Linked DNA regions of Homo sapiens: region 1 is linked to region 2. A link is a loop called in an ENCODE intact Hi-C map of the cell type or tissue named here. Cell type or tissue: gastrocnemius medialis. All regions are shown on one strand. Links, peaks and the distances in the headings refer to the core of each region. The heading gives the core; the rest is flanking DNA.

What was found. Peaks named below come from ENCODE experiments on the same cell type or tissue, not always from the same donor. Only the 100,000 strongest peaks of a DNase experiment are listed, where the experiment ranks them.
Region 1: it touches region 2 in a loop (2.6-fold over the local background); 16 of 110 quality-filtered maps call a loop at or near these places.

The regions. Positions count from the first base shown.
Region 1 is chr12:93,358,596-93,363,984 of GRCh38, forward strand. All of the region lies in intron 1 of LOC643339 (a long non-coding RNA gene), which reads right to left. Among named protein-coding and RNA genes, the nearest start is that of NUDT4, 17 kb to the right of the region's middle. In gastrocnemius medialis, for the core only: no CTCF peak of the experiment used is centred there; a DNase peak (open chromatin) is centred at 3,156; H3K27ac peaks cover 2,093 bases.
Region 2 is chr12:93,239,501-93,244,889 of GRCh38, forward strand. The region is part of intron 2 of LOC643339 (a long non-coding RNA gene); the gene reads right to left. Among named protein-coding and RNA genes, the nearest start is that of LINC02412, 68 kb to the left of the region's middle. RefSeq lists an enhancer at 4,202-4,461. In gastrocnemius medialis, for the core only: a CTCF peak has its summit at 2,847 (motif pointing left); a DNase peak (open chromatin) is centred at 4,771; H3K27ac peaks cover 777 bases.

The DNA of each region.
Region 1 (5,389 bases), core at 167-5,166, 120 kb after region 2:
CTTAAAAATGTTAGACAATGGCTGGGTGCGGTGGCTCATGCTTGTAATCCCAGCACTTTGGGAGGCCGAGGCAGGCGGATCATGAGGTCAGGAGATCGAGACTATCCTGGCTAACACGGTGAAACCCCATCTCTACTAAAAATACAAAAAATTAGCCAGGCGTGGTGGCGGGTGCCTGTAGTCCCAGCTAGTTGGGAGGCTGAGGCAGGAGAATGGGGTGAACCCGGGAGGCAGAGCTTGCAGTGAGCCGAGATGGTGCCACTGCACTCCAGCCTGGGCGACAGAGATTCCATCTTAAAAAAAAAAAAAAAAAGTTACACAATATAGACCTCATTGTATGTATACATGTTGTTGATGATAACTACAGTTTGAAATTAAATGACCATGTACTAGGAAGATGGTATCAGCCTAGCCAAGGATTTGACACAAAAGACTGGAATGTTTTCAAACCTTACTTAGTAACTTTGTTGCTGGACTACAAGGCCAAAAGCAAGTGGCTGCTTGGACACTGGCTATTCAGCTCTCCTTTAATCTTTCTTAAAATATCAAAGATATGTTTATTTTAAAGATGTCTTCAGTGGATGCATTTTTATTTAAAAACCTGGTCATCCAAAACTGAATTTACTTTTCCCCTAAAGCAAAAGCAAAACCTTTCTAGAAGTAATTGAAAATAAAAGCATTGCCTAAAAAACAAACACTATTCAAAAATCAAGATTATACAATAAGGCCATTGGCTAAAAATAACAGAGACAGAAAGTTCAGCTTGTGGTTTTTTACATTGTTTATTTTTTATCCTCCTATCCTTAATAGGATCAGTTTTTTTCCATGAACAGTTTATTGATCATTTGGTAAGTTTGTTTTTTTTAAATAAAAGACCATTTTTTCCACTGTAAAATGAGAAAATAAAATTTTCCTCAGAAGAAAAAATGTACAACTTCATTAATAACCTGAGTGATAACAGATTAAAATGAGATACCATGTTATAAACAATGAAATTGACTGAGATCAAAGACTCCCCCCACCCCACCCCAATTCGCAATGTTGGTCATGGTGTGAGAAAACAAGCTTATATGGTGTTTTGATAATATTAAGAAATAAACTAAGGCAGTCTTTCTAGAGGTCATTTAGCAAAATCCCTTAAAAAGTGCATTTTTGGCTGGGTGCAGTGGCTCACACCTGTAATCCCAGCACTTTGGGAGGCTGAGGTGGATAGATCACCTGAGGTCAGGAGTTCGAGACCAGCCTGGCCAACAAGGTGAAACCCTGTCTCTACTGAAAATACAAAAATTAGCCTTAGCCAGGTGTGGTGGCACGTGCCTCTAATCTCAGCTACTCCGGAGGCCGAGGCAGGAGAATCGCTTGAACCCAGGAAATGGAGGTTGCAATGAGCCGAGATCACTGCACTCCAGCCTGGGTGACAGAGTGAAATTCCATCTCAAAGGAAAAAAAAAAGTGCATTTTTTGGACATAGCAATTTCACTTCTACGAATGTAAACTACAAAAACAATTAAGCTTTATGTGCAAAGGCTTACCTATAATGATATTAATAACAGGGTTATTTGTAATAAGATGGAAGGAAGGAAGGTTAGAGGGGGAGGGAGAGAATAAAGGAAATCAGAATTTCCATCAATAGGAATTGGTTAAATAAACAAATGTGGTACAGTGCATGCATCAAAAGCAGTATTATTTTTCCATTGAAAGTGATGCTGTGGATAAATATTATTGAAATGGGAACTGTTCACATAGGTTACTAGATTTAAAAAACAGATTACAAAACTCTATGTAACTGTATGTTTCTATTTATATGAAGGTCAAGATCAGGCAAAGCCAATCTGCAGTGATAGAAATCTAAACAATGGTGCAGGGAAACTGGGTAGAGCAGAGGCTGATTTGGAAAGAAGTAAAGGAACTTTCTGGAGTGATGGAAATGCTCTAAGATGATATTCTTGCCATATGGCTTGTGGGGGGGTGGGAAGCACAGAGTAGGTGGACATTTGTCAGAATTCATCAAAATGGTCAGTTAGCATCTATATATTTCATTTCATGTGAGTGATACCTCAATTTTAATAAGAAACAAAATCCTCAAATGTACAACATGATCTTAAGTTTATAATAAAAACAACGGTTTCTATTTGTACAGACAGAAAAGGATTTGGAGACTGTCTTAGTCCATTCTGTGCTACTATAACAGAATATCACAGACTGGGTAATTTACAATAAACAGAAATGTATTGGCTCACAGTTCTGCCAGTATCTGGCAAAGACCTTTTTGCTGCATCATAACACAGCAAAAGGCATCACATGGCAGAAAAGTGATAGAGAACGGGTGTGGGGAGAGAGAGGGAGAATGAGCAAGACAGCAAGAGGAGACCAAACTCATCCTTTTATAAGGGACCCACTCATGCAATAATGTAATAATGGCTTTAATCTGTTTGTGATGGATCCACCCCCATGACTAAATTCCTCCATTAGGCCCCATCACCATCAAGTTTCTAACCCGTGGACTTTGGGGAACACATTTAAACTATAGCAGAAAGGATTTAGAGGTAGTGGGATTATGGGCATTTTTAAACTCTTTTTTTTCCCCACTTGTCTCAACAAATGTTGTAATAATTTAATCATAACAATTAAACACAAAATGCAAATGTATCCAAATGTGTTTCAGTGAGCCTCTCTTGCTCTTAATCTGAATATTTCCTAACACCGCATTAAAGGGTACTGTGAAGATTACCCAGTGCATCACCGACTTGCTTGAAATTCCTTGGAAGGATACCAATGGCGTCCCACCCCTTGTGGAGGTCTTTCACCATAGGCACTTCCGGCCATTTGTTTTACTCTTTCAAACAGCTCAAAATGCCAAAATTAAATCAAGAATTTTATCATTTGGAGGCATGCTTGAAGTAGATTTTATTTCTGGTGCCCAAACCCCTCTCAGGTCCAGAGTAAAAAGCTTCAAATTCCTGAAGGTAATGCAAATACTTTATGGGCTGAGAAGTAGCTGTTTCTTTGCATGTGTCCTGCCAAGCTTCTAAGAATGGTTTTGCCATTAGTTCCAAACCCACAAGCAGCCTGGTCTGAGCTCCACCACCTCCAGCAGGCTTATTACAGATAAGTCAGCTGGTCTTCATGTGACAGAGAAGCCTTCTGTGCCAGGTGTGCTCACAGCCAAGACTGGGTGTCTGCCACCTCATGCTGATGGCAGCTCATGTTCACATGCAGCCCACAGATCTCAGCACAGGCTGCTGGGTGGTTAACGATGCAGGCACAATTACCTCCTGACAATAATAGTGCAAACAACTATGGGCAGTTGGTTGAAGGATGGGAGAGAGGAGGAATAGTAAAAAGCAGATGAAACGTCATTACACTTCTCTAAACTCCTGCAGGATGCAGCCCAGCATCGTGGCTCACATCTGTTATACCAGCACTTTGGGGGGCCAAGGTGGGCGGATCACTTGAGGTCAGAAGTTTGAGACCAGCCTGGGCAACATGGCAAAACCCCATCTCTACTAAAAATACAAAAATTAGCCAGTCATGGTGGCGTGGGCCTGTAATCCCAGCTACTCGGGAGGCTGAGGTGGAAGAATAGTTTGAACCCGGGAGGCAGAGGTTGCAGTGAGCCAAGATCGTGCCACTGCACTCCAGCCTAGGTGACAGAGCGAGACTTCATCTCAAAATAATAATAATAATAATAATAATAATAATAATAATAATAATAAACTCCTGCAGGATGGATACAAATTGAGAACTGAAGTAGGTGGGAATAAGTGAGAACTGAAATCTAGTTTTCCCTTGGGATATAGCCAAAGAAACTAATGGATGAACAGTGCCAAAAGAAACTCACCTCCAACAACCTGGCCTGGATCTGGTGCAGAGAGGAAGACATATGTCCACGGATCTGTATCTCTAGTCTACTGGATAGCTAGACAAAAACGTCCCACAGGGCCATCACAATTACCTGGTCTAACATCCCTGAACTGAACTCAACATCCCTTCCTTGCCTCCAACCTGCTATGTCTTTTGCAAAGACGTATAACAACCAGTGTATAACACAGGCTGCTGGGTGTATAATAACCAGTGACCCCTTTACAAGAGCGAGAACTTAGAAGCCCTTTAGACCTCCTCCTTCTTCATCTTCCACATATGATTAGTTCCAGTTCCTAGTTAGGACACTATCATCCTAATATCTTTCTGACTAGCCCTTCCTTCTTGTTGTGCTGCCAACTGTCACAAAATCTAATTTCCACCTCACTGCCTGAATGATCTGTCTACACTGCAAATCTGATCATGCCTCTGGCCTATGCCAGTCTTTCCACAGTTCTCCATTATCTACCTAGCATATTCTTGAGAAGATCTCAAATGCCTTCACTACCAGGCACTCAAATGTGTGAAGCCATGGGGTTTAATATGGCCAAGAAGGAAGTTGTATGGACCTGGAGAAGATCTGTCCTACCTGAAGTTATTCAAATCAAAAATTATTTTAAAACAGCTGCACTGGCCTGGGAAAACTTTCTGAGGTCACTTTGATACTCTTGGTCTACAATAGAGTCAAATTCCTTAGCCTGTGATGTAGCTGAAGCCTGCTTCTCTAGCTTGTCTTCACCTATTTTCAATTAAGCAGCCTGCATTTTCCTGAAGGTTCTCTTTCACACAGTGATGCCTTTGAACATGATCTTTTCTGCTTGGGTCCGTCTCCTTCTTTCCCCATCTTGCCTAGAAACTTATGTCAAGACCTCATCTGCCAGCCTTTGTGGAGCCCCGGGAAGAGTTATACCCTGGACATGCATCTGTTATTGTTGTTCTTTCCAAGCTTGCAAATATTTATTTTCCTTCTCTGCAAGTAGTACTTAGGGGGCCTGTCTTATAATGGCACAAATTGTATGTTACAAAATAAACGGCAAAGGCTAGAGACAGTTTTCCTCCCCAACATTTTAAATAAGATTGAGAAATTATTGTTTACATCACAAAATGTCATTTAAAAAAAATTCAGAGTGTCCTTTAGGAGCTAATAGAGATTTTATGAGGACCTCCAAATGTGCCCTGTGTCCCTAGCTAGCCTTCATCAATAAACCTGTATTGAATGTGATAGTACAACAATCCTAGGCCAGAAAAACTGCTTCAGGCCTTGATCAGGTTCCCAAAATATTAGAGGTGATATTAATCATTATCATAAAATTTTAGTTGTTCAGAAAAAAAAAAGAAAAAAGAAATGGTCACATGCTCCAGTGCATTTTTAAAAATCACTTAAAGAAATAAAAGAGAACTCAACTCCACTCCCACAACTGGGTCACAAGCTCCATTGGCTAAGGTAGTTGAGTTCCCAGCCACATGAAATAGTTCTATTTCTCAGAACTTGTCCAAAAGACCTCTCCTGCCTGCAGAGATAGAAGTA
Region 2 (5,389 bases), core at 68-5,067:
CGCCAACAATCCCTGCCTCCTGGTATTCACACCCTTGTATGGTCCTCTCCCATATGGTATCAGGGTTGATCTGTACAATCAATGGAATGCCACTTCTGAGACTAAGTTATAAGAAATTGTGACTTTTGCCTTTCTCACTTTCACAATAAGATCCCTAACTCAGGTGGGATAAGTTAGCTGCCATGTTGTGAGTAGCTCTATGGAAAGGCCCCTATAGTGAAGAACTGAGGCCACCTACCAACAGCCATGTGAACGGGCCATCTTGAAAGTGGATCCTTCCCCAGTCAAGCCTTCAGATGGGCACAACCCAGGAGAGACCCTGAGCTAGAACTACTCATGTATTAGTCCATTTTCATACTGCTATGAAGAAATACCTGAGACTGGGTAATTTATAAGGCAAAAAAAGTTTAACGAACTCACAGTTCCACATGGCTGGGAAGGCCTCACAATCATGGTGGAAGGCAAAGGAGGAGCAAAGGCACATCTTACATGGTGGCAGGCAAGAGAGCGTGTGTAGGGGAATTGCCATTTATAAAACCATCAGATCTAGTGAGACTTATTCTCTATCATAAGAACAGCATGGGAAAACCTGCCTCCATGATTTAATTACCTCCCACCAGGTCCTTCCTACAACATGTGGGGATTATGGGAGCTACAGTTCAAGATGAGATTTGGATGGGGACACAGACAAATCATATCAACCTAGCTAAGCCACCTCCAGACTTTCGAGCCCTTAAAAACAATATGAGATAACAAATGTGTATTGTTCAAATCCACTAAGTTTGGGGTCACTGTTATGCAGTGATACATAACTAATACATCATCTCTTCTAGAAGCCTTCAACTGACCCCCAGCATTCTGTGCCATATCATAGCACCTACTATATTCTGACTTACATCTTTTCCCTTCATTCTCCCATTCTAGATAATGAGATCAAGGACAGGGACTAGCTCATACTGATTTTTGAATTCCCAGGATCTAGCATAATGCTGCAATTGGTGTGGACTTCAATAAATGTATATTATTGAGCTGAACTATCTTCACTTACTGTACATCCTTTGTCCTTAAAATATAGTTTGCATTTCAGATTTCTCATGAATTCAGGTAGTTCCTGCCATCTAAACAATTAGGCCTGGTTTCACTCAACTAGTATTTGATTATTAAAGTCAATATTAAAATTGTACTATCCAAGATCTTAGACACATCTTTTTTATTTTTGCAATAGAATCATATCAACTTGTAACAGAAGAGGTTTGATAGTACGTAAGGTAGCAACATTCCTCTGTTTTCAAAGTAATTGTGCCATTAGCCCAGAATTTTTCTTTTTTCCAAATAGGATTAAATAACCTGGAGATAAAAGTAGTTCTCCAAAGGAAAAGGTAAAATAATTTCACAGAAAATATTTCCTGAGTTGGTCATATGACATCAGAGATTGGGATTAAAGATTTTATTTTTTTAACTCATTTAATTCATGGAATATAAATTTATTGTTATCAAAGATATCAGTTCAATTTTATTATTGAACCTGTAATTCATTCTATACTTTGATCCTGTGAAGACCAAATTCATCATTTTCTTCAAAAATGTCATATAAAACTTGAGTGATCAGTGACATTCTTTATTTTGTTTTTGTAAAATAAGGAAGACATTAAAGCCATATGAACTTCCTCAGTAAATGGAAAGCAGTCCACATCAATGCATTCCTCATCATGGTCATTACCAAGGGATTCACTACTTCTAGGAGGCTCTATCCTCAGCAAACAAACAATGGCCCACTTCATCATTTCCAAGTTGAAGTTCCTTGCCCCAAAATATACTACAATCCAACAAAGGAATGGACATCATTCTTGCTGATATGTCCCCAGATGACAGCATTCTTAAGAGAAGTTTCACAGCTCTGGATAATGTGAGTTTATCTGCAAGCATTGACACAATACACATTCAAGGGAAGTGGTGGTGGTCTTGGCATTGACACACAGTGGAAACTCAACAGTGACGTAGACTACAGTCAACACACATGTAACATCCTCAGGTTATATCCCACTTCAGTCTAGCCTGGCAGAAACAACTAAAATAAAATACATAAGCATGCAACATCCATATAATAAGTTCAGGAATTAAGGATGAGAATGAAAACCATCTATCCCATATACACAGCTTGGGAACTAAGGACTTGACCTGTCTCTCTAACTCTCTCCCTCTCAACACACACACACACTCACACACTCACTCACACACATACATACACTTTCTTTCCTACATTAACGTAAGTTTACTACTCCACTGTCTTCATTAGCATAACTTTACTATTCCAGGAGATTCTAGCCTAAGCAAATAATTTGATTATTCATTACAGAAACTTCCCAAAAAGATCCTTCACTCTTCAACAGGAAGTACCAGCAGACGGTTAACACCCTAAGGATCTTCAAATCCCTCAACTCAAAATCCTTTCCTTGCTGTTTCCAATTCTACACTGTTGTGTTATTATCCTTATTCAATCTTCATCAAGCTCCCTTACCGAAAGATCACCTTAAACCAAACTCCCAATAAAACATATTTTTTAATTCACCACTGATCGGAAGGCATAAAATAATTTTTTAAATAATAAAATACAACCTTGCTTTTTTCCCCTCAGAGATATTACCAAAGCTCTGCCTAGGAGGTGATCTTCCCTACCACAATAAACAATACAGATAGCTTTGACTTATCAGCAGGTTGTGTTGGTGATATTTGGAGAGCCAGCATTTGACAAGTACTTAGTATGGATCGAGCAATAAGCTAAAACATTTGGAAACTGATATATGGCTTAATCTAAGCTAAAACTAAAGCATCTGGAAACTTAATCTATTTCCCCCTAGAGGTCAGAGGCCCTCACTGTTTAAACAATTCCACATCTGGACATTTAAATTTCTGCCTGGTCCAGCATTTGCTACCGTATGTTAAGAGGAATTATTTGTCTAAATGAAAAAACGTTTCCATGGTCAAACAATTTGAAGACTGATGAGTTAAGAATAAAAAGCATCATTTCTTCACTGTGGGACTTCTCAGGGCCTTTAGGGTATACTACTGGGTATCAAAAATATCCAAGAGGGAGTTATTAATATATAGCCTACGCAAAATGTATATAGATGCTTTGTCCTACAGTAACTCCCTAGATTCTCACTGGATACAACAGGGATGATGGACAGTTTTATCTAACCTTCCATCCTGCCGTTTATTCACAGGCCATTTCCAGAGAACATGGTCAGAAAGGAAGATAAATGACCACAGCTGTCTTAGCCCTCAGCAATCAGCTCCGTGGTAATTTTAGGGCTGCCTTGATCTGTGGGCAGGGGAAAATGAAGGAAATGAATTAGCCTGAGTCCTGCCAGCCTTTAAATGAGGATGCCTGTGTGCCCTGAGCTATGCTTAGCTAATTCCAGCCCTTCTCCCCAAAGGGAATGCTGGTCTTTCAATATACTGCCAGGAGTTCCTTAAACCTTTCCCACATCTGTGAACACCAGGCAGAAGTTGTCCAAATGGTCCAAGTTGCTGATCTTTGCTCAAAGGAAGGCCCTGCTGGCATGGACCCCTCAGTTTACAAAGAGGTGGCATCTGACATACTCTGCCCCACTAACAGCTAAAATCCTCATGCTGTTATCTTTCTTGACTGTACCCTTCTGCTAAGATCTCCACTTAAAGGACATTGTTTTGGTCAGCACTCTGACTTGCTTGTTTTGGGTAAAGGAGAGGAAATTGACATTTACTAGACACTTTCTATGCGTCTGATGTCACATAAGACACTTTACATGCTTTATTCCATGTAATTCTAACAAGTGCAAAAAAATCATAATAGCAAATGTTTATCTAGTGTTTCCCATGTACCATGCACTGTTGTAAATGCTTTACATAGTCTCACTCTCTCAAGGCTCAAGGCAACTCTACGTGGTAGATGCTGCTATTACCCCCACTCTATAAATGAGCAAATAGAAGGATAAAGAGGTGAAAATAATTTGTGTAAGGTCACATAGACAGTAGCAGAGCCAGATCGGAACACAGTCACAGTCCATGCATCTAACCACACTACCATTGTCTGCCATTATCTGTCCTGTCAGATGAGAAAACCAAAGCTCAAAGAAGCAGCTCTCTCAAAGGCACACCGGAAGTGGAAGAACTGGTACCAGAACCCATGTCTGTCTACTCCCAAGTCCGTGTTTCTCCTCTAGACCACAGGCTCTCAGAGCATAGTTCCCAGACCAGCAACATCTGTAACAACTGGGAAACTTGTTAGAAATGCAAATTCTTGGCCCCACTCCAGATCTACTAAATCTGAAAGTCTGGCATGGGGCCCAGTCATCTCTATTTTAACAGGACTCCAGGTGATTCCCATGCAGACTAAAGTTTGGGAGGCACTCCTCTACACCATGCTGCCTTCTGTAGAGCACTGAATTTTGATTTTACCGGCAAGGACTAGAGATAGTGCTGTCTAGTGGTTAGAAGCTCTGGGAAGCTAAGAAACAACTTGGTCATGACCCAGCATATTTCACTGTCCTTGACAGTAGACAGGCCAGGGGTTGCTTTTTCCCCCCTTAGCAAATTCATGGAGCAGAAAAAGAACAGCTGCACTGTGGTCAAGAGGAAGACTGGATTCTGTCCTTGGCCATCCTTTACCCTGCTGATCACTTTTCAGATCCAGAGATTCTCAGTGCCTTTCTGTTCAATGTTCTGCTGCTTTTGCCTGCCAGCTTTGTCAGCTCCTACCTGTGACCCTTCTTGTCTTTCAACCCCTCCCACTTCAGGAGGAAGCACTTCTGTGGCAATATGTTCAGCTGATGAGCTGCCCTCCTGGTTCAGATATTGTGCAATGCAAAACATTTCTTAACAATTCCGGAAGCAAACTTTTTTTTTCTCCTTTATTGCTGTCAGGATCAGTTCAGTAGCTACACTAAAGCTTTCACCACTCACTGCTTCACTGAAAAGTTTAAGACCAGAGCGTTCTGCTGAATCAAGCTGTTGTTGAGAGGTTCAGTGTACGTATATAAAACAGAACAATAATTGATTTTTATAGAGGCTGAAAGAAAGTTAAGGAATCTTGGATGGCTCAGGGTGGGAGCTTGAAAGGCTTTTGACTCAGGATGAAGGATCACATGGTCCTCAATTTGTGCTTAATAGCTACAACATGGGGAAAGAGAGAGAGAGAGACACGGTATATAGGGGAAGAAGCTAAGTTAGCGCCAAGCTGAGTATTTTGCAGTCAGGGATCAAAAGGATACTACTTTTAAAAACCATATTTCTTCTTTAACAAACATTAATTCAAGCTCATTGAGTTTCTGTAGGTCATACGTTTCAATCCAGGATCAGCAACACAGAGTGTGTTATTTCACTTTCAATGCTGAGGGTGGGGACCTCC